Regions from separate parts of the Homo sapiens genome. Here region 1 is linked to region 2. Evidence: chromatin loops called from intact Hi-C (ENCODE). Cell type or tissue: Caco-2. All regions are shown on one strand. Each heading gives the region's core, and the rest is flanking DNA. Links, peaks and the distances in the headings are about the cores only.

Evidence for each region. Peaks named below come from ENCODE experiments on the same cell type or tissue, not always from the same donor. Only the 100,000 strongest peaks of a DNase experiment are listed, where the experiment ranks them.
Region 1: it touches region 2 in a loop (5-fold over the local background); 3 of 110 quality-filtered maps call a loop at or near these places.

The regions. Positions count from the first base shown.
Region 1 is chr2:99,084,330-99,087,251 of GRCh38, forward strand. The region is part of intron 10 of TSGA10 (testis specific 10); the gene reads right to left. Among named protein-coding and RNA genes, the nearest start is that of C2orf15, 56 kb to the right of the region's middle. In Caco-2, for the core only: a CTCF peak has its summit at 1,234 (motif pointing right); no DNase peak of the experiment used is centred there.
Region 2 is chr2:99,195,746-99,198,667 of GRCh38, forward strand. It overlaps MRPL30 (mitochondrial ribosomal protein L30), which reads left to right. Exons shown (of 6, transcript NM_145212.4): 6 at 1-2,922. Among named protein-coding and RNA genes, the nearest start is that of MRPL30, 16 kb to the left of the region's middle. In Caco-2, for the core only: no CTCF peak of the experiment used is centred there; no DNase peak of the experiment used is centred there.

The DNA of each region.
Region 1 (2,922 bases), core at 255-2,754, 110 kb before region 2:
ACGGGGGCAGGTCCCTCATGAATGGTTTAACACTATCCCCTTGGTGATAAGTGAGATCTCGCTAGTTAGTTCACATGAGATCTGGCTGTTCAAAGAAATCTGGGACCTCCCCTTTTCTCTTGCTCCTGCCCTTGTCATGTGATGCACTGGCTCCCCCTTTGCTTTCCACCAAGATGGCAAGCTGTCTCGTGCCCTCACCAGAAGCAAATGCCAGCACCATGCTTCCTGTACAGCCTGCAGAACCATAAGCTAAAATAAATTTCCTTTCTTTTAAAATGACCCACACTCAGGTATTTCTTTATGGCAACACAAGAATAGACTAATAGAGCCTCCTGATGTCTCTTCATCTAGGGTAGCAAAAGGTGAAAAACTGACAAAGCAGGTGTATATGAGGCAGAAAGTGATAGTGGTTTTATGGCATCAGCGTCTCTCCCATCCCCCCATACCATGAACTCAAAGAGGCTGATATTGTTAGTCACCCAAGAGCATTGTTTTACACAATAACTTATATCTCCATGGCAAAATGTGTCCCAGGGCCAAAATTATAAGACATTTGAGATGGCCAGTCATTTAAAAACGAAACAAAACCCACTGATTACAAAATCAAGCAGAAGCTGGTATATTAGAATAAGTGCATCCAGGCCGGGAGCGGTGGCTCATGTCTGTAATCCCAGCACTTTGGGAGGCCAAGGTGGGTAGATCATGAAGTCAGGAGTTTGAGAACAGCCTGAACATGGTGAAACCCTGTCTCTACTAAAAATACAAAAATTAGCCGGGCACAGTGGCATGCACCTGCAATCCTAGCTACTCAGGAGGCTGAGGCAGGAGAATTGCTTGAACCCAGGAGGCGGAGGTTGCAGTGAGGTGAGATCGCACCACTGCACTCCAGCCTGGGTGACAGAGTAAGACTCCGTCTCAAAATTAATTAATTAATTAATTTAAAAAATGCATCCAAAAAAGTAATTAGCCCAAAAAAATTTAAAAGAAAGGAGAAGCCAGGCATGATGGCTCATGTCTATAATCCTAGCACTTTGGGAGGCCAATGTGGGAGGATCACTTGAGGCTGGGAGATCAAGACCAGCCTGGGCAACATAGGAAGACCCCCATCTCTATAAAAATTTTTTTAAAAATTAGTCAGGCACAGCGGCACATGTCTGTGGTCCCAGCTACTTGGGAGGCTGAGGCAAGAGAATCACTTGTGCCTGAGAGGTCAAGGCTGCAGTGAGCTGTGACTGTGCCGCTATACTCCAGCCTGGGCAACAGAGGGCAATCCTGTCTTTAAAAAAAAAAAAAAAAAAAAAAAAAGTTGTTTTTTTGGAGGTTCTAGAAAAATTTAAAAAACTAAAAGACACTGCTAGATATTATCAATATGAAAAAAGACAAGGAAAAAAGTTACAAATAACAGTTATAAGAAATGTAGTAGATGAAGTTAAAAAAAATACATGTTGTAAATAGTAGAATGGATACACTTGATAAATGAATTAGCACACTGACAACAAATTGAAGAAATTTCAGTAGAAGGATAAACAAATAGAAAACAAGAAATAAATGTAGAAGACTTACCAAAGCTGACTTTGAGACTTACTACAGTATTCAAGATGGTATGGCATTAGTCTACGGATCAACAGACTAATAAAGCAGAATACAGAGCACAGAAATAGACCACAGATATATGGTCAATCGATTTTCAATAAATACACCAAAGCAATCCAATGGGGAAAGGAAACAATTGGTGCTAAAACAACTGCATTGCCCTGAGTGATGAAATATTCTGTACAACAAACACCCATGACAGGGGTTTACCTACATAACAAACCTATACATGTACCCCTCAACTTAAAAGTTGAAAAGTAAAATAAAATGAACAAAAACAAACCAAAAAACACAATTGTATTCTTTTGTGGAAAAAAAAGAACTCTGACCACTACATGACACCATACACGAAAAACCTAACCATAAAATGTAAAATTACAATGCTTTTGGAGAAAGCATAAACATGTATGTTAAAAGTTTTAACCAATCCTGGTAATCAAATCCAACCAAATCAGAATCTACTATGACCAAGTGGGGTTTACCCAGGCATGCCAGGTTGGTTTACAATTTGAAAACTAAAAATTAATCAATAATAACTCATCATATTAACAGACTGATAAAGAAATAATTATGATCATATCAACAGATGCAGAATAAGCATTTGACAAAATCCAATATCCATTCTTAATAAGAACACTCAGCAAATTACAAATAGAAGACACTTTTTCCAATCTCATAATAGGCATCTATGAAAAGCTTATTGCTGACGTTACAAAGATGAAAGGCTGAATTGCTTTCCTTCCAAAACCAGGAACAAAACAAGGATGACTGTTCTCATTCTTCTGTTGAACACTGTACCAGAGGTTCTACCAAGTAAATAAGGAAAGAAAAAGAAACACAAGGCATTAAGATTAGAAAAGAAGCAAAACTCTTAATTCACAGGTGACATGATAATCTACATAGGAAATCCTATAAAATCTACCAAAAAACTGAGGCTAGATGTTCAAGACCACCCTGGACAACAGCAAGACCCTGTGTCTAAAAAAAAAAAAAATTTGGGGGCCGGGCGCAGTGTCTCATGCCTGTAATCCCAGCACTTTGGGAGGCCAAGGAGGGCGAATCACGAGGTCAGGAGATTGAGACCATCCTGGCTAACACAGTGAAACCCCGTCTCTACTAAAAATACAAAAAATTAGCCACGTGTGGTGGTGGGCACCTGTAGTCCCAGCTACTGGGGAGGCTGAGGCAAGAGAATGGCGTGAACCCGGGAGGCAGAGCTTGCAGTGAGCCAAGATCATGCCACTGCACTCCAGCCTGGGCGACAGTGCAACACTCCGTCTCAAAAAAAAAAAATTTTTTTTAGGCCAGGCACGGTAGCTAATGCCTGTA
Region 2 (2,922 bases), core at 236-2,735:
ATTTAAAGATGGTGAGAAAGTGTTTTCATTAAAATATGTTTTCAAAACCATTTTCAGGCCGGGCACGGTGGCTCACCTGTAATCCCAGCACTTTGGGAGGCCAAGGCGGGCAGATCACCTGAGGTCAAGAGTTCGAGACCAGCCTGACCAACATGGAGAAACCCCCATCTCTACTGAAAATACAGAATTAGCCAGGCATGGTGGCACATGCCTGTAACCCAGCTACTCGGGAGGCTGAAGCAGGAGAATCACTTGAACCCGGGAGGCAGAGGTTGCAGTGAGCTGAGATGGTGCCACTGTACTCCAGCCTGGGTGATAGGATGAGACTCCATCTCAGGGGAAAAAAAAAAATTTTTTTTTCACTGACTAAACCTGCTGCAGCTCTCTTTTACTACAGACTTGGAGATTTTAGTTTAATTTGGTTTAATTCTCTGTCCTTTCCCTTTCACTGTTTCACTCCAAAACATGTAAGAATGGCAATGTTTGAACATCTGCGTTTGGGTCTACTGCCACCTTAGCAAGCCTCATTAACCATTTTATAAAAATTGCGTTAGTATTGTTGTTGTTGTTTTTGAGACAGGGTCTTGCTCTGTCACCCAAGCTGGAATACAGTGGCATGATTTCAGTTCACTGCAGCCTCGACCTCCCAGGCTCAAGTGATCCTCCCACCTCAGCCTCCAGAGTAGCTAGGACTACAGGCAGTGTGCCACCACATCCAGCTAATTTTTTAAAGTTTTTTCATAGAGACAGGGACTCACTATGTTGTCCAAGCTGGTCTCAAACTCCTGGGTTCAAGCCATCCTCCCACCTCAGCCTCCCAAAATGCTGGGATTACAGGCATGAGCCACTGTACCCAGCCAAAATTGTTTTCTTTTTTAAGTGAATTCAACAATTTCTGTGAGTGGCTCTTTGCATGAACACTGTGCAAGGTGTTGGAGAAATCCAAAGCTGACCAAAACATGGTCCCCACCTTTTGGAGCTTACAGTCTGTTCTGGGGAACAGAGATTCAGCCAAAGTCAAGAAACACTGGATGCCAGCTAGATTATCTGTTCTGTGCTTTGGTGTCTATAAGTACATATGTGGATATGGGTTCATTTTATCCCTAAACTTAGTACCAAACCAGCATTTAATATCTAATTATAAATCTAATTTGGCCTAAACTTTATTATTGCACACTGCCTGAACAAAACCTATTTGTCTCTATGTAAATTTTTTCCTCATGGAACAAGGGTGTGAAATGAAAATATTTTAGGATTTATTCAAAAACAGACTATTCTGTTTTCAGCTTCAGAATTGTTCTTTGAATCCTAAGGAACCTCTGTCAACAGTTGAGGTTGCTGTTGAAAAGAAAGAAGAAGGAGGCGGAAATCTCTCAGGGAGAATTATTTCCTTTCTTTTCTATTTTAGATACCTGGAGGGGTGGGGAGAAGTAAGAATTGTAAGGGAGGTTCAGTAGTGGGGAATTCTGTGACAGCTGATTGAAGATGATGATGAAGAACCTCTGCATTCTAGTTACCCTTTGCTTCCCTTCACCTCTTGTAAAATTTGGCTTGGCAACAATGACATTGTCATGCTTATTGTCCCAATATCCATCCTGTCGTAGATCTTAATGTTTTTGATCGTTGCGTTAAAGTGGAAGTGCCACCCACAGTGAAACCAGATCCCATTAATAAATAAGCTTAAAGGCAACTGCAGTTTTAATTCCATAGTTATTGAATATCCAGTGTGTGTAAGGCCTGGAGGGGAGCCAAAGGACACTAACTTCTAAGAGCTCCGTCTAGTTGGAGAGAAACCTGTGTGCCACAACATACAGTGTCCTTGCTTATGTGGGGTCGAAGACATCTGTGAAAATAAAAGCAGCCTCTGCTAATTTAGCGCCATCTCTTTTACTGTGCTAATTTTTTTTTCTTTAGAGACAGGGTCTCACTCTGTCGCCCAGCCTGGAGGGCAGTGGTGTGATCGTAGCTCACTATTACCTCCAACTCTTGGGCTCAAGTGATCCTCCCACCTCAGCCTCCTGAGCAGCTAGGACTACAGATACATGCCACCGCTCCCGGCTAGTATTTTTTAAAATTTTTTGTAGAGCCAAGTGTTGCTATGTTGTCCACACTGATCTGGAGCTTCTAATCTCAAATGATTCTCCTGCCTCAGCCTCCCAAAGTGCTGGGAATACAGGTGTGAGCCACCATACCTGGCCTTACTGTACTAATATTAATATTGTGTAAATAGGGGAAAATACCATGGTTAATTTTTACTCAAACAGTAAGAAAGTTTGAGTAACTAATTTTAATCTCAACAGCCCATAGCTAGAAGAGGGGATCTAAATGTTAAGTTGAATATTTAGAAATAAAAGTGTCTACAAGAAGAAAAGTCTTTAGTGAAAATATGGGCATAGGCCAGCAGCATTAGCTTTCTATTGCTGCAGAACAAATTACCACAAACTTAGCTGCTTAAAACAACACACACTTATTGTCTCACAATGTTTGTGGGTCGGAAGTCTAGGCGTGGCTTAGCTGGGTAGTCTGTTTAGGATCTCAGTGCTGGAAAAACGTGTCTGGCCAGGTGCTCATTGTAGCTTTGACAGGGAAGGGATCTGCTCCCAAGCACTCTCAGGTTGTTGGCAGAATTTGTTTCCTTATGGCTGTAGGATTCATGGCAAGTTGCTTCTTCCAAAACCAGCATTGGAGACAGACTAGCAAGATGGGCACTACACTCTTAGATAATCAAATAAATGCAATCATGTGCCTCGTGTCACCTTTTTTGCATTCCATTCATTAAGAACAAGTTGCAGTTCCTACCTACACTCAAGGAAGGGAGGAATTACACAGAAGTGTGACCACAGGAGGCAGGGCTCATGGAGGCCTCCTTAAAGTCCCCCAGCCAAACCTGAAAAGTCAATCCTGGACCTTATCATAGTGGCT